Regions from separate parts of the Homo sapiens genome. Here region 1 is linked to region 2. A link is a loop called in an ENCODE intact Hi-C map of the cell type or tissue named here. Cell type or tissue: heart left ventricle. All regions are shown on one strand. Each heading gives the region's core, and the rest is flanking DNA. Links, peaks and the distances in the headings are about the cores only. Region 1 overlaps C1QTNF7-AS1 (C1QTNF7 antisense RNA 1). Region 2 holds the start of C1QTNF7-AS1 (C1QTNF7 antisense RNA 1).

Region 1 (12,175 bases), core at 2,320-10,319, 56 kb before region 2:
TCGTCTTTGACCTGAGATGTGCATATCCATCCACAAAGAACCAAGAAAGCACTGTGAGGTTTGACTGGGGGCTTGCAAATAAATTTTAGCAAGTAGATGAATTTGCAATTATAGAACCTTCAAACAACGAGGACTTTTTCTAAAAGTCATTCACACACTTACCTACCAGAAATAGCATCTGTACTTAAACTCACCTTAGCTGGTCTCCAGTCAAGTCATGTTAGGTAGGTTTATATCTAACACCTATAAGAGGACACCATAGTAACCTCTGTACAATTGATTGAATTTAAGGATTTTCTCTTCCTCATCTATTATCTTCTATGATAAGCTACTATATTTCTAATAAGGAAAAGCAATTCTATTTAGTATTTAAAAGGATTAAAGTTAAAACAACTTTTTGGTAATTTCAAGATAAAGTCCACACCCCTGCTTGGGACACCAGACTTCACAAAGCTTACCTCTTGGGTTTCATCTTCTAATATTCTTCAGAAGCACTTTCCACTTTGACCATCATGAACCACCTAAAACTTCCCAAATTTATACCCCTGTTTTCCATCTTCTTCTTGGAACATCCTATAGGTTAAGAAACTGGCTTGGGGAGATTATTCAAAATTACACAACTAATGGAATGATTAAAAAAAAGAAACAGTTACTCTGAAGGCCATACTGTCTCCCCAGGCTCAGAATGAAAAACTGAATCTGTCAAGGTGATATTTTTCTAATTATCTTTGTGCCATAATCTCAGCATAGACACATTAATCGCTTACATTGCTTTCAACATTATCTGGGGGAAGAAAAACCCTGAAATATACTCTCTGCCATTACCATATATACAGAAGGTCCAAATGATTCCAGAAAGGTGTTTTTGCCTCTTGAGAGGAATGACACAGTGTATTCAGAGCAATATTTCAGCCAGACATTCAAGCCCAGTTTGCTAACACATGCCCTGTGTAGTCAGATTTCGTTAATATGGTCTACTCTGGTTTCTTTCATTCTAAGAATTTAATATTGAATTTCAAAACCCAAATGGCATAAATAAATTCCAGATGTCTTCCCAAATCCCTAAATCTCATATTAGACTAAGGAGAGGCATTGCTATGTATGAGTAGACGGTTACATTTAATTCCTTGAAAAGCCAAAAGGATCTTTGGGAGGCTCTTCAGCCTTCTTCCACCAAGAAAACACATTAACTCTTCTGAGTTTCTTAAGAAGCTGAGTTCTCAAAATCCACAGCCCAGCTGTCTGACATATGTTCTGCTGCATTCCTCCCCTCGAGGGGCAAAAGAGCATCGTGGTGAACTGCAGGGCACAGAAGCCAGGCCGACTGGGTTCCAATCCAACTGGGTGGATTTGGGCAAGTCAATTAAGCTCGCTATTCCCCAGTTTTCTCTAAAATGGGGGTAAACATAGTACCTACACCTCGAATGGCTGTTGCAAAAATTAATGAGTTAATAATTTAAAGTGTTTAGCACAGTGCCAGCCACACAGCAAAATGTCTACACTCTTATTTCCTAAGAGGTGATGTATAAAGAGCTGACCTGGGAGGTCCTCAATGGCTGAGAAATTCCCTTCCCTCTTTCCCTCTATATAGACAAGTGTAAGTCTTCAACTTTTGATTAGTAAGATTCATCTTTCTGTGGGGGACTAATCAGCTAACTTCAGATCTCAGACCCCTCCCCTAAGTCTGGCCCATCCCCTACTTTTCCTACCTAAGTCAGCATTCTTGATCCTTGTGCGTTAGTCATAGGCAACTTGACCTGCAGCATAACTCCACTTACAAAATGTAAAAGTTCTTCAGAGCATTTGTGTAGCTTTGTGTCTGCAATTAATCAAAGAAGATCATATATGTAAAACACCAAAGGGTTTACAATAAGTGATTAAAAAATTATAGTTTTCTTCCTTCTTCCTCTTCCCCCATTAATGGCTGGCACCTCTGTTTGTAAGAAACGTGTGATTATGACATGAAAGACTCATTGCTAACCTTTGACAGAGCATTTACAGCCCATATATCCTTCAGCATCTCAGTTTCATGCCTCTACACCACACGTTGGTGCCAGATGTTAACTGGGCAAGCTTGGCTATTTCACACTTGACTATCTTTTCACTTTTCAGTAGTAACAAAAGCTTGCCTAATAGTTTATTATTTACAAAGTGCTTTCACATACATTCCCTTGAGTATGCTCTACATCAATACTATAAGTAAGTATCATCATCATTATCATTATGATTTTGCAGCATGGAAAACTCAAACCTGGAAAGATAAAAAGACTGGCCCAAATTCACTCTGCTGATAAAAGGTTCAGTGAGAATTTGAACCTGGGTTCCCTGCCTTGAAATTTTGTACTTTTTTTTCTCCCAAACTTCATTGATAACATGATAGGATTAAATAATGAAAATCTTAAAATATACCTCATTAATTATTTGGTTACATGTCTTCCCTTGATGGTATTTTTTTATCTTAAGCTTTGATTTTTCTGCTTTGTCTGGTGTTACCATGGTTGGGAAGATCACGCTGAGCTTAGTCTTTCAGCCAGGTGGAGCTGTTTTTGTAGGCTACAATGATTGTGTGTTGGATGGTTGGTCTTTCTTTTTTTTAAAGACATGTTTAATTGTTATTTTTATTCAAGTAGAACGAAAACTTTGTGGTCATAAGAGACCTAGGTTTATTCTACCTTTCTGTTCCTCCATCCTGGTATGCATGGTATGCAGCAATCCCTATTGTAATCACAAGACATCTACTCTACCTCAATGCCATGACTGCATTCTGGATCAATAGCAAACTACACAGAACAAAATCTGAACGTGTGAAACCACCTGAGCCTTTCTCTTCTAGGAAGCTTTCCCAGCAACCTCCTCCATCAACCTCTGCTTACTTATTATTGTCCCAACTCGGTGGGTCACAGCCTTCACTAGCCACAAAGGCTCCCAGGAAGGTGGGCATTTACCTGGCCACATTGCCTCCCCAGACAAATGAGGCTTCTGTTAACAAGAAATAATGGCAAAATGAACATTGGAAAGTAACTAACAGAATCTTGTAAGAAAATTACCATTTTTTGAGAGCCTGAAATGTGTTAGGCACAAACTAAGACAATATGAAGAAAGAAATGTCACTATCTTTGCATCAGACATATAGAAAGTGATATCCAGAAAGATGTAAAATGTGAAATGAGATGCCCTTGTCTCTGAGCATTGCTATGTGAGTTTTCCTCATGTGATGATACCCTGTTCAGAGCAGACACTCAAAAAATGGCTTCAAATGTTTTCTTCCCTTTCTCTCCTCTCTTGAAATTAGAAATGCAATGTCAGCTTCCACTTGGAATGCCTTTATATTCGCATTGTCTAATTAATCTTGTTATGATCCCACTATGGCTACCATTCTGGCCAGTGTTATCTGTATTCTCTAAACCATCACACCCCTGACTTGTCAGATCCTGTCAAACCTTTTCTGTGTCATGTTCTTCTATCTTTTTGGTTGACTCTCTAGAGCTATAATGACATTGTTTTCACTTTTAACATCATCAGCTAAAACATAAATAGTCTTTGGCTTGGTGATTTATCAGCCTCTTCATTGTACTTGGCACTTAGGAGGAGCTCAATGATGTCTGTTGAATGAATGAATCTCAGCTTCATCATTTACCAGCTGTGTGATCTTGGGCAAGTTTCACAGCTCTAATGAGTGAGAAAAAAATAAATGTTTGTTGTTATAAGCCACTGAGATCTGGGAGGTGTTTATTATGCAGCACCATTAATAGCAGCATTAGCTGATGACTACAGCCTGCCACCATGTAGATGGGGGAAGGAAATTTATGGAAGAGAGATGCTCAGCAGATAATGCCAAAAACATTTGCCATAGAATATTATCCATGCTCTAATAAGACACGTTTCTCTAGCATTAGTTAAAATGAACAGACAATCCTGAATTGTAATAACTTCACATATAATAAATACTAAAGAAATTACACATAAACTTTCCATATTGTATACATGCTCTGTGATTTTTAAAACATGTATGGAACACCACCGTGGAGAAAAAATATATTTCCTGGGCAAGCATCATCCCATTGCATCAGTGGGCAAGCACATGGGATGATCATGACAATTCAAAGTACCCAGAATACTTCTCTCATTGTCACAGCTGTGTTATAAATACGTTGGGTTTGAGGTATGGGAATGGTCTCTCTGAACAGAGAGTAGAATGGGTAAATAATCTCTTTTTTTGTGAGGCAAGAATAGCACCTCTTGATTGTCAGTGAAAACCAAAACTGGAGTACTTTTGAAAAGCTGATATATCATCACCTGGGGCTTCATCCCACGTGAAATGAAAATACACACTAGAGTTGAGCAGGGTTTTTCCTCTTGCTTTGCACACTCGTGTGTCTGACTTCTGTTCATGAAACATCCAGTGAAATGGGGATTTTACAAGCAAACGAGCAGGTGTTTGGCACCATATATATGTTCATACATAAAGGTATGAATTAAAATCTAGTATATTTCAAGGCCTTTGTCAAATAGCAAGGGAAAGCTCTTAAGAGATCTCTTTTTTTTTTCAGGCAGCATTAACTACTGGAAATATACTTGTGTACCTTAGAATCAAGAAGACCTGGATTTGATTCCCAGGTCTGCTAACAAATGTGCAGCCTTGAGCATATTATTTCTCACCACTAATTGTTTTCCTCACCTGTGCAATAGAGATAATAATATCTAAAATGTTTCAAATGACATTTCCACATTTGCCATCAAAAGAAGTTGAATATTGGTGATTTCACGTGGTTCAACTTAGACCCGTCTCTCGGGACTGACTCCAGAATAACAGAGCTCATGTATGTCTGTTAGTCACAACTCTTTTGGTTGCACATGAGAAGAACCCATCTCAAACCAGCTTAAGAAAAGAGGGAATGCATGAGCTCATGAAACTGGGCAATCTAGGAATGGTGTTAGCTTCATGTGTGTAGGATCCAGGGGCTCAAAAGATGCTTCAAGTATTTTTTTCTCTCTCTCTTTCTCCCTCTGACTTCCTTCTGTATCTGTTGACTTTGTCATACATGGTGGAGAAGATGACCAATGATAGGCTTCACTAAGAGCAAAAGGGACTCCTCCCTCCCAACGGCTGTATTCCTTGCATTCCATACTCACCCTTCAACTAATCACTGTTGCCAGAGGTGTCAGAGATGGCCTGTTTTGCTTAGCCTACCCTGGTGGACCTATCACCTCAGGGGAGGCAGCAGGAGTGAAGGACACTGAGCAGACAGCCCAACTAGAACTACATAAAATAGGAAAGGCAGTACCCAAAGATTACTGGGGTGCCAAGCAAGCAGAATAAAAAGATGTCCACTACAGTGTACACAATGTAACACAGATCCCAGCACATGGAAGATGGGTTAACAGCTGGAGAGTTTCCTATGCAATCCTCAAAGGATGTAAGAGACACAATTTACTGTCTCACTCAAAGATAAGATGAACAGCTTTTCCTGATTTGCCTGAGACTTTTCTGGTTTTAGCACTGAAAATCCCATGCCATGGAGAACTCCTCAGTTTTAGACTGAACTATCCCAGTTTTAAAACTGAAAGCCTCACATCTCGGGAACCCCCTCAATCCCAGGAAAATTAGGATGGCTGGTCACCCTATCCAAAAATGGCACTTGTAAGTGTAAACCTTAGCTACAGTTGAGGGCATGTTAAGTTAGTTTACTGTTGCTGCATCATGGAAGAATGGAATGGTATGGCACATGAAAAACTGCGGATAGTCCCCTGGAAAAAAATGCACAGCCCAAGTCTGTGTTACTTGCAGTTACAGCATCTAACCCTTTGCTTTGCCTCCCTCCTCTGCCTTTTCTTTTTCTTTCACTGTGTCTTTCTCTCTTTTTCTTTTTCCTCACTTTTTTCCCTTCCTCTCCTTCCTTCTTTTTTTCCTTCCAATCTTTCTCCCTTCTCTGTTTTATTTTCTTCTCTTTTTTAAATTTTCTTTTGTGGCTACATATTTACCTTTCAAATAACATGGGACTTAGATGTTGTCTGCAGTCTCCAAAGGAGCTGCTATGTATTCCTGGACTAAAACAAGCAAGCCTCAGTAAATATCCTTATCCTGAATGATCTACCAACTAAGTGAGAGCTTCATTGTTGATTAAGACAGGAAGTGCATGTGTGACTCCTGCGGGCTGGCTGAGACAGCAGGGTCATGCTGATGCACATGAGGAATGGAAAAATTGGGGGGAAAAGATAGTGATGATTGTGAAACTAAGAGATTGGAAATTCAAAGGGCTTGAGACTAGGTTCTTTTGAGGGACATTTTGGTTCAACCATTTACATAGGGGGTGCATCTATTTATCCATAATGAAAATTGCTGAGATTTGGAACTTCTTTCTGCTTTTGAATCAATTAATGAAGCAATATAAATCAGGAAGTGCTTCTTAGTTTCAAACTATGCTTTGAAGCTAGGCCTGCATTTGAATGTTTTCAATCCAAATCTTAAAATTAGAAAGAAGGCAATTTCCAGTCGTCTTCAAAGGAGAACTATTATTCGGGAAAATAGAGTCTTCTAAATTATACTTTTGAGAGTGATATGAATTTTCTTGCCTTTATTAGGTGCTAAAGTTCTAAAGAATTAACTCCACTTAGGAAGCAAATCCAAATACTCTCTCATGACAAGGTTTCCACCAAGTGGCGGTCATATACTTGGGACTTCCACTACATTTTCAGCATTCATATATCACTTATACAATTTTCATCATTACCCAGTACTACCAGCACCATTTATTTATCTGGCGTTTTCCACAAGTTGACTTTTTAAATTAGACATACTGAGTTGATGCAGCCGATGCAGCTCACTAGGATGTATGTGTATCAATGTCAGAGGGACCAGGCTGATCCCCAGATCATGTATTTGAAACCCTGTGGGAAAGAAAATTATTGTCACCTACAAGAAAAGCAGAGAAAGGACTTGGAGCTTCACCACATGGCCCTTATCTTGGTTCTACCTTTTGGTAGCCTTGAGATTTGGTTTAAGTGACTTTAATTTTCTACCCATACAGTGGTAAAGATTAATTAAGATAATGTCCAGAAGAATCAATGAACTTTGCTAGCACCTAGCAAATGTTAGCCAGGAAACTTGTTTTTATTTTTTTTTTTCACATGCAAACATTCCTAATTTACTAACTATGATTTTGTAATCAACATTATTGAGGTATAATTTACATACAGTAAAAGGCATCCATTTATAGTGCACAATTCAATTTATTTAAAGTGTTCAATTAGCTGAGTTTTGTACACACCCATGAAGTCACTGCCAAAACTTAAGAAACAGAATATTTCCATTTACCCCTGAAAGTTTCTTTCTGTCCTTTTGAAGTTTTTCTCTCTTTCTGTCCCTGACCTCATGCAACCACTTATCTGACTGATCTGCTTTTTTGTCACTGTGGACTTAGTTGCATTTTCTAGACTTTTACAAGTAGTATCTCGCAGTATAGACTCTTTGTGTCTGGCTTTTAAAATCTATCATAATGATTTTAAGAGTCACCCGTGTGGTTGGATGTATCAGTTGTCCACACCCCCGACTCTTTCAGCATGCTTTTTTCTTTTTATTTTATTTTAACCATTTTTTTAATTATACTTTAAGTTCTAGGGTACATGTGCACAACTTGCAGGTTTGTTACATATATATACATGTGCCATGTTGGTGTGCTGCACCCATTAACTCGTCATTTACATTAGGTATATATCCTAATGCTATCCCTCCCCACTCCCCCAACCCCATGACAGGCCCCGGTGTGTGATGTTCCCCTCCCTGTGTCCAAGTGTTCTCATTGTTCAATTCCCACCTGTGAGTGAGAACATGCAGTGTTTGGTTTTCTGTCCTTGCGACAGTTTGCTGAGAATGATGGTTTCCAGCTTCATCCATGTCCCTACAAAGGACATGAACTCATCCCTTTTTATGGCTGCATAGTATTCCATGGTGTATATGTGCCACATTTTCTTAATCCATTCTATAATTGATGGGCATTTGGGTAGGTTCCAAGTCTTTGCTATTGTGAATAGTGCCGCAATAAACATACGTGTGCATGTGTCTTTATAGCAGCATGATTTATAATCCTTTGGGTATATACCCAGTAATGGGATGGTTAGCCAGGAAACTTGTTAGTCTCACTGGTTGCAAGTAGCAAAGACTTGCAGAGTTCTTTAGGGCAGATGGTTCATTTATTCTGGGAAAGCCAACCAAATGGTGAATGTAAAGCGAAGATCATTTTCTGAAATATGTGGTTTTAAGTTGTTACACTGTCTTGGAGAAAATGATGTAAAAAAGAAAAAAATTGAGTTACAGCCAGGGACCATCTCTGCAGGCTAGGATATTTTGAGAGGAAATATGTCTTAATTAGGAAGGGACAAAGAACATGTCATAGTGTTCATTTCCCTCGGCTTCTTCAGACCAGATTTTGATCGCTTGTGGTTAGTGAGTCAGAGGTAAGGATGAGAAGGGAAAGAAACAAAATATTTTAGCAAAATTTTGAGAGTCTCTGCACACAAGTTGTGCTGATTAAGGCTCAAGTGAGAAAACAGCCCAGAATTAGGGAGAGGCAAGTCTCTCCTTCCTCTGCAGGGAAACCAGCATCACTTTAGATTTTAGAGGGTTTTTAAACATTCTGTTTTCTGATTATTTTGATATATAGGAAGGCTACTTTCATGTATGTATTTTTGTATCTATAAACTCTGTTAAACATATATTATTTCTAATGGCCCTTGTTAAATTTGCTGCATTGTTTAGGTGTATAGTTTTATTATCTTCAAGAATGATAGCTTAGCCTCCTCCTATCCATCAGCTACATCTGTTATTGTTTGTTTCCTGCCTTATCATATATAAATTATTTTACCATTATTTAAGAATGATTTAAAAAGTTTTGCATTTTTAATCTACTACAGTAAGAATGACTTTGAAAACTGAGCAATTAACAGCCCAACGAATAGCTAAAAATCTTTTGTGGTAACTTACATATAATGTAATGATACACTGGGAATGCCTTTGTAATCCTGTGATGAAAACAATGGGAAAGAAGGCCTGTGAAGTTGTATCAGTCAGTGATATTTCAGTTGAATACATTAATGAAGATAATGGAAGGTAAGCACCATAATTTGACTGCAAGACTTCAAATGTGAGATAACACCAAGAAAGTATTAACCACCTCAGTCAGCATTCAGTTAAGAAAATAGCATCAGGTAGAGATTTAAGACAAGAAATTAAAGTCTTAAAGAGCCATTTAAAGAACTGTAAAGAATCTATACATGAGATCATATTGTATTCAACTATACTGAACTATGCAACACACAAGTAAATCTACATAAAAACTGGTAAAAACTGAAGAAGGTCTGTAGTCTGCCTAATACTATTGTACTCATGTCGATTTTTTTTAATTCTATGATTATTATAGTGATATAAGATGTCACCATTTGAAGAGGCTAGGGTATTTTTGTAAATTTTTTTGTAACCTCTTATGAGTCTATAAATATTTCTAAATAAAAAATAATTGTTTAAAAGGGGTTCATGGGACCAACAACTGGCGAAAAAAAGCATTCTGTTTGGCTATAAACTGAGAAGAACAAGCTTGCTGGGAAGCCATAGGAAAGTGTGAGATTCTAGGATCTCACCCAGAAGTTCCTGCAAACCATACATCAGCTGGCTGTTTCCACTCTGTAACTGACACCAAAGAATAATGTTCTCTAATTATTTTGTATCTTTCACAACCCTGTGTGTGCCCTCCTTGGCTGGCTGTAATTAGGAACTCTGCCTACAAGTGATTCTGGGAAATGTAGTTCCAGGCTTCCAGTCTCTGTTCCCTCAGAGAGAGAGAGAGTGGAAAGGGCCAGGGATGGTGCTGAGTTGAAAACATACATCCCAACTCACTCATATTCAACAGATACTATAAACTTACATTCTAGCCTTTGAAAGGAGATTATAAGAAGGAAATTAATCAAAACTTTAGGTTTATAAATAAAAGAAATTTATAAATAGTTCCATTTCCCAGCATGGTTTCTTAGCCTAATATTCTAGTTATCTTCATCCAAAAGAATTTGTAATAAAAATATTTTCGTAGGATTTTTTTCCAGTTTATAAAGCAATTCCACATGTACTCTCTCATTGGCCCTCCAAACAATTTTGAGAAATAGATAATAATGGAAACACTTAAGATTTATCTGATACTTTCATTTCTACTATCACATTTCCTATTGTAACTCACCAACAAAACTAGGCTTCTTGAGGTTCCCTAAACACAACATGCTGTCATTCCGTTTCTTTGCACATGTGGTTCCTTCAACTGAAAATGTCTTTCCCTGGTAGGAATTCCTCCTAGTTCCTACACATCTTCACGCCCTGTCCCGTCAGCTCTTTCTAGGAAGAGACTGAGGCTGTTGGGGTATGAACAGGCAGCTCCATCCTGCAGAGGGCCAGGCTGTGCTGCCCTTGCAGGAACCCAGGCATTGACCAGCAGACAGCAGATGCGACCCAAGATCCGCTCCTCAAGCTGCCTCTCTCCACATTAACAACCTCATTCTTGATTAGCCAAACCTAGCAAAATCGACAGGGGAAGAATGCATTTGGTGGTACACAGAGGGCTTAATAAAGGGGCCTCATTAGACTGTTCTTGGGCGTATGCTTGCTAGTCATACTGCTGCAGAAGAATTTTGAAGGGCCTTTCTTCTACTATTTATTTTCCCCGGCTTGCCCCTGTCTAATCCTCCCTTGCTCCTCTGTAGCTTTTCATGTTAGTGTCCTAATGGCTGGACATATCTTAGTGAGCAAAGCATCCCTGGCTTCAGGGAGCTTACAGACTGGTGAGGGAGACAACCATTATGCAAATTATCTTAGAAATATATACCTATTGCTATAACCACTACAATAATAAAATGACACTTATGACATCCTATGAAAGGAGAAAAAATTATAAAGGGGAAGTGTAGGACAGTATAAGAGAATATAGCGAGGAAGAGCAAGGGTGCGGAGGGTCAGATTAAAGAAAACATCCCGGGGAAGAAGCATGTGAGTTCAGTTTGAACTAATGAAGGGACTTATTAACATGAAGGGGGCTGGGAGGGATGCAGGAAGAGAACATTCCAGGCAAACTCTCTACAGCTGTCAATCTAAGCTCAGTGGGCACATGGAGGGAATCCCCATGGCTTCCTTCTCATGGTGCTCTGGGTAACAATGTCTTGCCTCCAGGCAACTCAATAGGAAAGAGTAGGAAAGGAAAGGAAAGGGTCACAGCTCAGAATCTCGGAGAAAAGAGGAGGTGGAGGCAGAATGTGTCATGAGGGGAGCAGGGTTCTTGTCGTCATGGTTTACATTTGGTCACTGCTGCTTACTAGCTTTGTGACCTTAGAAAAGTCACTACCAAGATATCAATGTTGTTTTGACAATTCAGTGAGGGAAAAAAAAAGGCTCAATAAGTATTCGTTCCCTTCTTTTACTTCCCGCAGGCTTGCTATGGACTGAATTGTGTCACCCCAAAATTCATGTGTTGAAGCTTTAACCCCTATTACGGCTTTATCAGGAGATAGAGGCGTTCATAGCTAATCCAACTTAAATGAGGTCATAGGATGGGTCCATAATCCAATAGGACTATGGTCTCTTAAGAAAAGGAAGAGAAAGATCTCCCTCTGCCCACCATATGAGGACACAGAAGGGAGGCAGCCATCTGCAAGTCAAGAAGAGAAGCCTCACCAGAATCCAACCACGCTGGCACCCAGATCTCAGACTTCCAGACTCCAGAACTGTGAGAAAATACATTTCTGTTGTTTATGCCACCCAGTCTATGGTATTTTGTTATGGCAGCCCAAGCAAGACTCTACTAGAAAATTCTTCTTACAGATGATAGAGTGCAAATCTTAAATAACATTCAAATAATAAATTAATAAAAGGGTAAGATAGTGAATGGAACCATAAAATATGAGTTGGACTTGTGACTTGATCATTTTCAAGGGGGCGCTGATCTTGATTCATTTGATCTTTGTTCATGGCTACTTCAAAAATAAAGACATTCCCATTTGTGTCAAGATACCGTGGATGCCTTTCTGTGTGACTGAACAAAATATTTTCTCTTTGTTCTTCATTCTTAACATTACATGAAAAATGGAAGGACAATTTGAGTCCTAAGAAAGAAAACCAATAGCAGCAAGCATGGGAGACAAGTAC
Region 2 (12,175 bases), core at 1,444-9,443:
TTAGTCTATTCTTGCATTGCTATAAAGAGATCCTGAGGCTGCATAATTTATACAGAAAAGAGGTTGAGACCAGGCACAGTGGTTCATGCCTGTAATTCCATGCCTTTGGAAGGCCAAGGCAAGAGGATCACTTGAGTCCAAGAGTTCAAGAACAGTCTGAGCAGCATAGTGAGAACCTGTCTCTACAAATATGGTGGCACACACCTGTGATTGCAGATACTTGAGAGGCTGAGGTAGGAGGATGGCTTTAGCCCAAGAGTTGAAGGCTGCAGTAAGCCATGATCAAGAAAGGCCCCATCTCAAAAAAAGAAAGAAAGAAAAGAGGTTTAATTGGCTCACAGTTCTGCAAGCTGTATAAAAAGCATGGTGCTGGCATCTGCTTCTGGTGAGAGCCTCGGGAAGCAAAGGAGGAAATGGGCCACATGGATCAAGTGGGAGAGAGAAGGGAAGAGGTGCCACATACTTTTAAACAACCAGATCTCTCAAGAACTCAGTCACTATTGCAAGGACAACATTAAGCCATTCATGAAGGATCCATCCCCATGACCCAAACACCTCCTACCAGGCCCCATCTCCAACACTGGGGATTACCATGGGACCAGAGAGAAGGTTCGTCAGGATGAGCCCGCATGGACAAGTGCCCAAAAGGCTTCCTGTAAGAGGCTACATCTTACCCATCAGCTCTTAAACAAAAGTTTGTTGAAAATCTCTCCACTTCTCTCGTTATCCTTTGTAGCCACAGTGATCAGCCATGATCATCTTTGCCCACTCAGCTGCATCAGCCTCCCAACTTGCTCCCACCTCCCCTCCCCAGCCCTCTCTAATACCTTCTCCATCATCGTTTTATGCACAACAAAGATCATGTTCTCCTCTAACCCTCTCATGGAACCCCATTGCTGTTAAGATAAAAGCCAACCTCTTCAGGCCCTGAAATGACTTGACCCCTACTATTTTTCTGACCTCCTTTCTTACAGGCCATTTTGTCTTATAAGTTCCAACCCATTGTCCTTTCAGTTACTATAATTCCCGAAGTCCTCTCCTGCCCCAGGGCCCTCTCACATACTGTTCTCCCTCCCTGTGAGGCTTTTATCCCATCTTCACCTGGCTAAGTCATCCTCAGGTATCCCCAGGTATCTCATCCTTAGAGTGACTTTCGCTGATCTCCCAAACCACAGTAGGCACTCTTTTCAATCTCTTTCACCAACCCCTCTTCTCCTTTGTAGTGCTTATCTCTCTTTAGTTATATAGGTATTTACTAAAAAGAGGTAGTAAAATACAGTAGTTAAGTGTCCTAAGACCACATGGCCTCAGGCAAGTTATTTACCTCTTCTGCCTGTTTTTCCATCTGAAGAATGCAAAGAATAATAACAGTAACCTTCTCCTGTGGTTGTAGAAAGACTGAGTTGGTGTATGCAGAGCCCTCAGCACAGAGTCTGCCCAGAGCCCCTGGCTGAGACTGTGTAGGGAATTGGGGGCATTTATGCAAAATGACCACTGAGATGCCACCCAACACAAAAATGGCACAAATGCCAATACCATTGTGGAACAAGCTTTGACGTTCTCTTCACAGCAGAGGTTAGCTTCACTAACCTTTAAAGTTACTTCCAAATCTGAGATTCTGTGGCTCCGTCTGTGTTCCAGGGACAAAAGGTGCCTGGCTGTGGGGGAACTTACATTCCCCAGGATTTTGTTTTTATACAGGGACAAGGCAGTGTAAATTCACACAACCTTTTGGAAAGCAGTTTGGCAGCATGTACCAAAAAAGACATAAAACATACAGACCTTTTGATCCAATAATTCCATTTCTGGGAATCTATCCTAAGGAAATAATCCTAAATAGGGATAAAGGCTTATGCACAAAACTTTCAATGTAATCTCATTTATACTAGGAAAAAATAGAAACAGCTTAATTGTCCCCTAATAGGAGAGAAGGGGGTTAAATAAATTATTGTACAACTACTTGATGGATATCGTTTGGCCATTAATGGCTCCAAAACATAACAGGGGAAAAACACTTATGATATAATATTAGGTTAAAGAAAAAGCACACAGCAACAGTGTATAGGTACTATTACAAATCTTTGAACAGAAGACCTATGCATACACAGAGAGAACAAAAATAACAGAAAGAAAGAAACTAAAGTGGTAACAGTGGTATAGTTCTGAGAAATAGAACTAAATAAATAATGATTTACTCTTGTTTTCCTACCTTTTCCTCCTGATATTTCGTGAGCGTATATTTAAAATAAAATACAAATAGTTCCATAGGACAAGAATAGATAATATATGAGGTTAAAAAAATAGCATATGTATTTTGATCAAAAAGTGTATATACTATGAATAGGAAAAATATTAGAAGGAAATCACATACATATATGCACACACACACACAAACATACACACACACGGCCAAACAAAAACCAAACAAACCAAATCTGTGCCTAATCTTCTAGAATCCCACTATATTAGAATCCTTGCCAGTGGTGGGGTGGTTTTCTTACCTATCTTTGCCCAAGTGTGCTTCATTTTTGCTGCCTCCCATCCTTTCTCCAGATAGCAGTCCAAGAAATCTATCTATTAATAGGAGTCACATACGATTCTCATCACTGGCAAACTCTTCACTGGCTTCTTAATGCCCTGAAGATAAAGTCTAAGTTCCCCAAGAAAGCTTTAGCCTCAATATCCACAGCCTCCGCAACGGGCTCCACCCCCCATCCTTCTTCCTCCTCACTCTTCTCCAGCCTCCCCAGCTTTCTCACTCTCCAAGGTGCCTTGTTCTCTCTCAATGCCAGGCTTTCACTGAAACCATTAGCTCTCCATGAAAAAACTACTTATTCCATCCTGGCACTTATTTTCTCAGACACCTTACAGTCAACCTTCAGTTTTCAAGAAATTGCTTAGGAGTTCAGTCCCTAAGGAGAGTGTTTCTGATCACGTAGATGAGATTATCCTGAAAACACAGATCTAAAGTGCATCCAAAGACATGCATTTCCTAGTCCCAACAAGAACGTAAACTCTAAACACTATTGAAAGAAAAAGGAATGCCTCTAACTTAAATCTGCTCCTCCCTGCACCAACAGAAATCAACATTTTTTGAGTTTGAGTAGCACAAATGTGTCAGTCAACAAGATGCATTACTTCATCAAACTTTATAACAACCTTACTTCATTTGGATATTTTTAAAATTTCAATTTATAGAAGAGAACACTAAGGTTTCAGAGGGGTAATCCTCAGAGTCTTTTGCCCAAGGCAATTTGCCCAAGGTCACATGGCTGGACAATGATGACTTTGTCCTTCAAAGTCAGCAGTCTTACTCCACAAAGAAATGTCAGTGGGAAGGGAGAAGACATGAAGATTTCTGCTAGTTTAGACTCTAGGGTAACATTCCACTGCTTTGTCTTTTTTTTTTTTTTTTTTTTTTTTTTTTTACCAAACCTCAGTGCTCAGCTTTCCTCCCCAGCACACTGAGTCATTGTTGGATTTCCCAGCTCTCGCTCCAATGTGATGGAGTCTGCTGAGGACATTGTTTTGGCTGGAAGTGAATATGTATGCAAGAGGCACCACCTGCCGCTAAATCTTTGCCTTTGTTGGGTCTAATATAGCTCTTGACCCTGAACTTGGCTCATGTCCTCAGGCACCCTCCCCACAAAATGCCTCACATGTTTTTAGCAATAAACAAAGTAGAGAACATGGGCCCCCCATTATCCGGATAAACGTTTAGAAACACCAAAATGTTCAAATAGACCGAGATGACTGAAAAAAAAAGAGAGTTGAAGAGCTTTTTCTACTAAATAATAAATGTAAGGTATTAGCACAATATTGTTACAATCACCACTATTTTTATGCCTACATAATGTCACAAAGACACTCTCAACATTCTGTGGCTGGAGTGGTTTGCATCATTGAGTGGAGGCATTGCTTCCAGGTCTCTGGCCTTCGGATGGTTTTCAGGTGCAAACAAGAGGAGCATAGAGAACCCAGGATAGTCAATGGCACTTACCAAAGAACAGTAGCCAAAGGTCAATGGTAAGAGCAGCGGCAGCTATGTCAGCACTGTTCACCCACTTCATATTTACGGAGCACCCACGAAGTGCCAGGCAACAGGGACTCATTTTCTGGGGATTATTTCAATTAATTTTTACAACAATCCAAGGAGCCAAGTACTATCACTCTCCTCATCCTAAACCGAGAGCTTGGTTTGAAGGTCAGACAAATCTGGGTTTGAATGCCAAATCTATCACTCAGTAGCTGTGTGACCTTGGGCCAGTTCTCTCATTTAGAAACTTCAGTTTCCACACCTGTAATAAGGAGATAATAATACCTACTTCGCTAAGTGGTCAGGACTCACTGTAGGTAGCACATAGTAGATGGTTAATAAATATATAGATATAGATATTTAAAATTTGTGGTACAACCGTACAATGGAATACTATTCAGCAATGAAAGAAACATGCAACATGAATGACTCTCAAAAACATTATGTTAAGTGAAAGAACAGAGCCTCAAAAACCCACATATTGTAAGATTCTATTTATATGACACTCTGGAAAAGGCAAAATTACAGGACAGATATATGATCAGAGGTTGCAGGCAGCTGGGGTGGAGGAGACTGACTACAAAGGGACATAAGGGAACATTTTGGAGGGAATGGAAATGCTCTGTATCTCTTTTTTAGTGGTGGTTATACAATTGCATACATTGGCCAAAAATCACGAAACTATTAATACCAAAAGGGTAAATTTTACATTTTAATAATTATAATCTAATAAACCTGTTTTTTTTTAAAAAAAAAAAAAAGGATATTGCACAGATATGACAGCAAAGGAGCTTCTTAATCCAGATTCCTTGGGATTTGGCAGATTTTTTATCTCCAGTTCATTGACCTGAACATGCCTAGTTATTCTTTTCATATTTGCCTATCTGATAATTCATCCTATTTTCCCCAGGGCAGAATAAATCAAGAGGTGAGGAAGGAAAAGAGCTTACTTGGAAAATCCTTCCTCCTGAAGACCAAAGGATCAGGGAAAATGCATTCTCATCTAATATCTACCCTAACCTAACATTATTTCATCTAATATTATTTCCTGTCCATTCAATGCTAAATTTCCAAATAGCTCAGTGGGTACATGGAAATTCATTATCTACTTGATCTCTGTTTTTTAATATGTTTAAAACTTTCGATAATTTTTTTTTTTTAGAAAGGGTCTTGCTTTGTCACCTAGGCTGGAGTGCAGTGGTGCAAACATGGTTCACTGCAGCTTCAACATCTCGGGCTCAAGCCATCCTCCCACCTCAGCCTTCTGAGTAGATGTGCCTATACATGCACTCCAGCAATGGCTGGTTTTTTATTTCTTTTTTATGTATTTATTTATTTTTGTAGAGATGGGGTTTTGCCATATTGCCCAGGCTGGTCTCAAGCGATCTTCCCACCATAGCCCCCCAAAATGCTGGAATTACAGTTATGAGCCACCACGTCTGGCCAACTTTCTATAAGTTTTTAAGTTTTTTACGTTTTAAAATATGAGAAGTGATATTTTGGACAAGGTAAAGTATTATGATCTGGGATAATGCTATATTGTTAATTCACATTTATCCACAAGGATGGATATTTATGTAGATTAAAACACTGGATTGTCTTCTACATGTGAAGTAGAAACCAGGTATCAGTGAAGGCTGTAGAGCAAAGACTCTTTTGGCCACCCTGCAGGGACCTGAGTTCCAGTTCTGGTTTAGCATAAATAGGTTATTTGGGCAAGTCACTTCTTACTGAATCTGGCTTTTTATCTGTGAAACAGGAAACTCAAGCAGATAACCTCTGAGATCCCTTCTTCTCTAACAGTGTGAAATTCCCAGTGCAGTGTAAGAACTGTGAGTTGAGATCCTGTCTTCGCTTTCAAGCTGTATGTTCAGGGCCCAGCACAGTGCCTGGCACACACAGGGGTCAATGACATTTGTTCATTCCATGAGTCACTGAATTGCCTTTTTTAAATATGCAAACTCCTTTTCTCATAAGAACCCACCTCTTTCCCTGCAATGAAAGCAGATTCAGTTTAGAAACCAAACTGAGTCATTTCAGCTGGTTGAAGTCCGCTTGAAAAGCCAGGAAAGCGGCAGCAGGCACCACCTCTACCTGGTCAACAGCCTGGTTCATGAAATCCCACTCACAGCCCTTCTGAGGAACCTACTGACCCCAGGATAAGGACCAAAACCTCCCGTGGCCAACAGAGCCCCGCCTGGCCCAGGCACATCCTCCCTGCAGGCTTATGCCTGCCTTTGCTCTTTCCCACTGGCCTCCACTCAGCATCATCCTCTTCCACCTCAGGGCCTTTGCATATGACATTCTCTCAGCCTGGATGTGTTTTCCTGCCCTTCTGCCAGGTTCATGCCTACCGTTTCCCCCCCTTTTAGGTCAGATGTCATTCCTTTAGGCAAGTTCTCTCTTATTTAGGCAAGTTCTTTAGGCAAGATTCAACTGGGTTGTCCGGCTAAACACTCCACAATATCCTTTATTTTTTTCCTTCAAGCATTCTCCAAAACTTATTGAGTTTATCAAATGGTATTAACTGTCCTTAATATGAAATGAATAAAAAATAACCTCATTTTTCTTCCATCATTTGTTCTAGCCAAATTCTGTTGGATCTTTCTTCCCTGCCCTTTTATGACATCTCAGGCAAATTTCTTGGCTTTCTGGTAACTTCCAGTTACATGAACAATTTTATTAGTCAATTGTGACTCATTTTCAGATATTAAAAAGACAAATCTCAATCAAATTTTCTATTTTATATCCAATACAATACTTGTCCATCTCCATGGCTGTAGTTCAGGATATGCTGTACCCTTTCACTCTTCCCCCATCTCCTGCCACTTCCTTTCACTTTCAGCTCCTCTTGAGTCAGGTCAGAGAGTAGAATAATCAGGAAAAAAGTGACTGAATTATTCTTACTTAGTAAGTGCTACTTGTATGATCCTCTCCTGGCTCCAATGTCTGCTATGCACTCCAGGTAGCCAAATGCTGGCTCTTTCGGGGTGAAGGTGTTCCTTGGTTGATAGCTTGCAGTGCTCCCCCCACCAGCCTCAGATTCTGTACTCAGTGATACACCCAGTGACTTCTTAGTGGCCTCCCCCCACTAGGAGGACTCCTTGGCTCAGGAAGTCCCATCACGATGGCCCCACTCAGCTGCCTTCCTCAGTACCATCTCCCTCTTGGGGAGTGCATATATTCTTGCCTCTCTAACAGCTGCCCCTGCACTCCTCTCCCTTCTCCACAACTCTACCTTGATGCCTCTCTTCAACCACTAATCTTTTCTGAATTTCTAGCTTTCTTTTATGTGGACTGAAAATGGCTGATGGTCACTGTCAGATCCAGCTGGATTTTAACAAGTTCTAAGTCGATGTATGAGCATTGGTTGCCTATCATTCTCTGCTTTGTGTTCTCAGCTGAAATTCCAAGTGGATGGGAATTCCCAATTCATATCCTGTTAAGCACAGTTCTGTGATTATTTCATAAATATCTCTCTTCCTCACTAGATTTTGTCTCTACAAGGTCTCTTTGTTTGCTCTCTACTGAATACCCAGACCAAGCATTCAGCATCTGACATATAGTAGCAGCTAAATAAATAAGTGATGAAGTAATAAATAAAAGAACAGGATGAGACACAAAGAAGACCAGATTTGTATCACTACAACTCCCCGGTTTGTAAGGACAAGCAGATAAGGCATCATTTGAGCAAGAGTAGATAAGGCAAAGATTCCTAGAGCCTGGCTGCCCATTGGAATCACCCATAGAGCTTTTAAAAAATATTAATGCCTAACTTAATCTACTGATATGCTCATTCAGTAGATCTAGTTAAGAGCCAGTGAGCTAAAGTGCATGGCAGATCCAAATTACGTGCTAGAAGGGTTCAGGAGAAGACAGGGTTGTGCCTGCTTGAGAATATCAGGGAGACTTTCTGTAGAAAGTGATGCATACAGAAGATAAATGTGAACAGATGGAGAAAGAGGCATAGGGGAGACATGGTTGGTAATGGCTTGCAGCTACTGGAGATGATATAAGCAAGGCACTGAGGTTACAAAGAGAAGATTCAATTCCTAACAGAACCCAGGGCACCCATGGAGAGGAGGAGGAAGAAACAGAGGGTATGCAACTGCAAGTTGTTTGGATGCAAAAACATGGTCTTTTAAAGTTAGCAACAACCTAGGGAGGAAATATGGTAAGTAGTTAGGTGTGTCAATTGTGGATCAGACTGTCTAAATTACTCATCTGTAGAAGGAGGATAATACAATTACTCACCTCAAGAGGTTATGATGAGGATTAAAGAAAGTGATGCTTGTCATGTCTTAGCACGTTGTACATGCTCATTACATATCAGCTAGAACCTTCTTTTTAAAATACTTCTACCACCTAGAAAAATGGTGTGTGAGTGTGTGTGTATGTATGTGTGTAGTGGTGAGCAGAGCTGGCTTATACCTGCCAGCAAGTGCGAATTCTACAATTCTACATTCTATAACTTTCCAACTCTGCATTCAGTGAAGGTCAGATTGTTAGCTTGAAATTGACCATGGCGGGGGTATTCACTCCAAGAAAACTAACAAAAGCTACAAATCTGAACCTTCTTTTTGAGAGCTAGGTTAGCGGCAAACTGTTAGGTGCTCTGGGAACACTGATGGGATTGGAATGGAATGGAATGAATTCAGTTGAAAAGTAAATAAAGGATATGGGGTAAAAAAGAGCACAAGTTGAGAAAGGAAGATTATCTGCCTAGGAAAGACAAAATAAGACCCCGTCCTTGGGGTGAGTGGCAGGTAAAAATGGAATCTGACTTTTACTCTGAGCCAATACTTCCTTAAGCATATTTTTCTACCCATCACTTCACCACTGCTTCTAAGTGTGAAAATAACTGAGTGAAATAGACACTGACAAGCTTTATCAACATCTGAGGTTCTGAACACTCTCAGAGACATTTTCAAAGGTTCATTCTCTCTGGGAAAAAGAATGAGTTCAGAAAGACACAGATTACAATAAATTATCTGGGATGAAAATAATAAAGAAGAAAAAGAAGAAATTCAATTTTTATTGAAGAACAGAAAAAATACTGTAATACTTTAATGATACAAAAAACCTTATTTTATGTGGTAAGTAACATTAAAGAGAAATTAGAGAAGTTGTGAATGACACAGAAAAGAAAATATGAATATCCACAAATTGTATCAACACTTTAAGGCAGAAAAATAAGAATGCATCTATTCTTTTATTGGTCTACAAATTCATCCACTTCTGAGCTCCCTGGCAGAGACTGGGCTACTCCAAAGCAGACATAATGGAAAAAGCCCACTTAAGAAGTTATCACTTATAAACAAATAAATGAACATATTAAAAGGCTGTATCACCTGAAATTAAGCTTGTAAATGGGTGACATCAGACACCATCATTTGGTTCGAGAATATTAAGAACTATGAGAAACCCTGGAAATAATCAAGGACAACCATCTTATTTTGAAAGTGAGAAAACAGACACAGAGACTTTATCTGATTAAAATCTGACTCTAATTTAGCAATAAGTTATGACTAGCTTCTATGCTCAAGACATTGTTTTGACCATCCTATGATGGCATTAAGATTTTGGAAAGCCAACAAATTCAAAGGACCATTTCCTCCAGTGTGGAGAGTGGATCCCAAAGGCAAAATTAAGCTGGTCAGAACGGGGAGCCCAGCAATCTCGTTGGTCAAGTGTGTGGTCAACATCCACTTCACTAACTCTGGAAACATTCCTTTCAATTAGAGTTCTCATTGCTTGAGAAGAATGAGAGGAAAAGAAAGATAAAAACAAGATTTTTTTCAGTCGTCTAATTTCCATAAATGACATCATAAATTATATATTGCTGTTGCCAAGGAAATATAAGAAATACATAGCAGAAGGAAACAAAGAAATTGATTGCACCATAGACGACTAGTCATATGCTTTGGAGAATCATTCTGCCTTTTGAGATGTTATGATCAGTTCTTTACAGGCACAAAGACATATTAGTTTTCTAAAAATACCCAATCATTTATCCATTCAGCAAAGAACAAAGAAAACAAAATCAGTGCAATTCTCATAACCCTCTTTCTTTGCACAGCACATAGAATGAGGGGCTATTTTCCTGCCATATTTACCAAGAATAGGGACAGTGTTCATTATTCCACAAGACACCATCCTAGGTCCAGAATCTAAAGGCTCTACCTCCAAAACTCTCAAATATAAAATGGCTTTTTTCTCTAAGTTAACAACTAATTTCCAGTCAGTGAGTAATTTTTTTCCTGAAACATTCACTCAGTGGAAAACAAATGAAGAGGGAAAAAATTAAGTAAACAAATCTGAAAAAGAGGCCACAACACACAGAGATGGAGAAGCTCTAAACTTACCACTGAAGGAAAGCAGGCACTTAAAGTTTATCCCAAACAAAACTGTAATTTTAACTGGTCCCCGAGTTGAGCCTCACTCGATGAATGACTTCCAGGGCCTTTGGCTCTTTGGGACTAAACGAGAAAATTATTTTTAGCACAACTATTTGGAAATCTTTGAGAATTTGGATCTGTTATTCTGTCTGGTACCAAAGCAAGTTTTTCACTGAGCTCTCATGAAAGATCCTCAGTCTCTTGTGGATTTAGAATCCTGCAGCAGCCCACCATCTAAGAGCAAGGTATGGTGTTTACTCTTTTTTTTAGAATTTTGGCAAATGTAGATGCAATGGCCTGTTCTCGTGACGGGAGCTTTTTAGCTTATTAAACAGATGGCTCTGTAGGAAGAATCCATAAAACTGAAGACCTAGCTTCAAGTCTCTGGACTGACACTAGCTTTCTAACCATAGACAAGTTGCGGGACTTCTCAGGACCTTGGTTCCCCATCTAACCTACCACAAGATGGTTTTGGGGAGGACGATATGGGCTTAGCATTGCTCTCTAGGATATAAAATGTTTTGCAAATGTCAGGGTTTTTTTTAATCACTGTGCCATAAAGTAGTCAAAACTTTATCAATAATGAACTGTTGACAATAATAAATATTGATGAATTTTTTTTTCTTCATTGAGCCTCTACTGTAGACTAGTCTCTGTCCTAGAGTTTGCATTTTAGTGGGGAAACAAGCAAGTCAATAGATAGCCATAACACAGTGCAATTGTGTGGCCTTGCAGGGACTTGAGTAGTGCCAGGAGGAGAAGGAGGTTAATTCATGGCAAACAGGAAAAGCAGTTCTGCAGAGGAAAATTGGAGCCCCCAAAAGCAAAGAACTGGTGAACAACAACATAAAAGGAACTGAGGCATGAGCAGCTCAGGTCTCCATCCTGTCCCAATCACAGTGCCACTCCCAGTGCAACAAGAGAAACACAGAGCTTGCTGTTGTGAAATCTCCACCTCTGCAGGCCAAGAAAATGTCCCGTTTTGGCTTTTCCTGGTTACCTATTCTCTTCTTAATGATTTCCAGGCAAAGCACATTTTCAACTTGAATTAATTATCAAGTCCAGCCCTTTGTCATGAAGTAATATGTTATAGTTTCCCTCACATGATGTAGGGACAAACTCAAGTGTTTGAAGACAAAAGAACTCAGTACAAATTCTGGCTGCACCATTTCATGCCTGTGTGGACTTGAGCCCACAGAGTATCAATGTTCTTACTTATAAAGTGAAGGTAATAGCACTTACTTCATAACAAGTGGTGTGAGGATAAAGTAAAAGATGTCCTTAAAACACCTGGCACAGAAATAAGAATACTGGGCTCTCCCTGCATTCCAATTCATTTTTATTCAGTTTTTTTAATTATGGTAAAATATACATATCATAAAATTTACCATTTCAACCATTCTTATGTGTACGGTTCTGCAGCATTAAATACATTCATTTTGTTATGCAGTATCATCACCATCTCTCCAGGACTTCTTCGTCTTCCCAAACTGAAACTCTCTATACCCATGAAACCATAAATTCCCATTCCCCTCTTCCCTTCCTCCTCCAACAGTGAGTATTCTACTTTCAGTCTTGATGAATGTGACTACTCTAGGAACTTTGTGTAAGAGGAATCACACAATATTTGTCCTTTTGTGACTGGCTTATTTCACATAATATACTGTCTTCAGGGTTCCTCATGTTGTAGCATGTGTCAGTATCTCCTTTCCTTTTAAGGCTGAAGAAGATTCCATTGTAC

The links. Peaks named below come from ENCODE experiments on the same cell type or tissue, not always from the same donor. Only the 100,000 strongest peaks of a DNase experiment are listed, where the experiment ranks them.
Region 1: it touches region 2 in a loop (3-fold over the local background); 3 of 110 quality-filtered maps call a loop at or near these places.

The regions. Positions count from the first base shown.
Region 1 is chr4:15,360,705-15,372,879 of GRCh38, forward strand. The region is part of intron 1 of C1QTNF7-AS1 (C1QTNF7 antisense RNA 1); the gene reads right to left. It also overlaps a transcript of C1QTNF7 not described here. Among named protein-coding and RNA genes, the nearest start is that of C1QTNF7-AS1, 61 kb to the right of the region's middle. In heart left ventricle, for the core only: no CTCF peak of the experiment used is centred there; no DNase peak of the experiment used is centred there; H3K27ac peaks cover 655 bases.
Region 2 is chr4:15,417,428-15,429,602 of GRCh38, forward strand. C1QTNF7-AS1 (C1QTNF7 antisense RNA 1) reads right to left here and starts at 10,487. Exons shown (of 6, transcript NR_125911.1): 1 at 10,402-10,487. It overlaps C1QTNF7 (C1q and TNF related 7), which reads left to right and starts at 10,606. Exons shown (of 3, transcript NM_031911.5): 1 at 10,606-10,679. In heart left ventricle, for the core only: no CTCF peak of the experiment used is centred there; no DNase peak of the experiment used is centred there.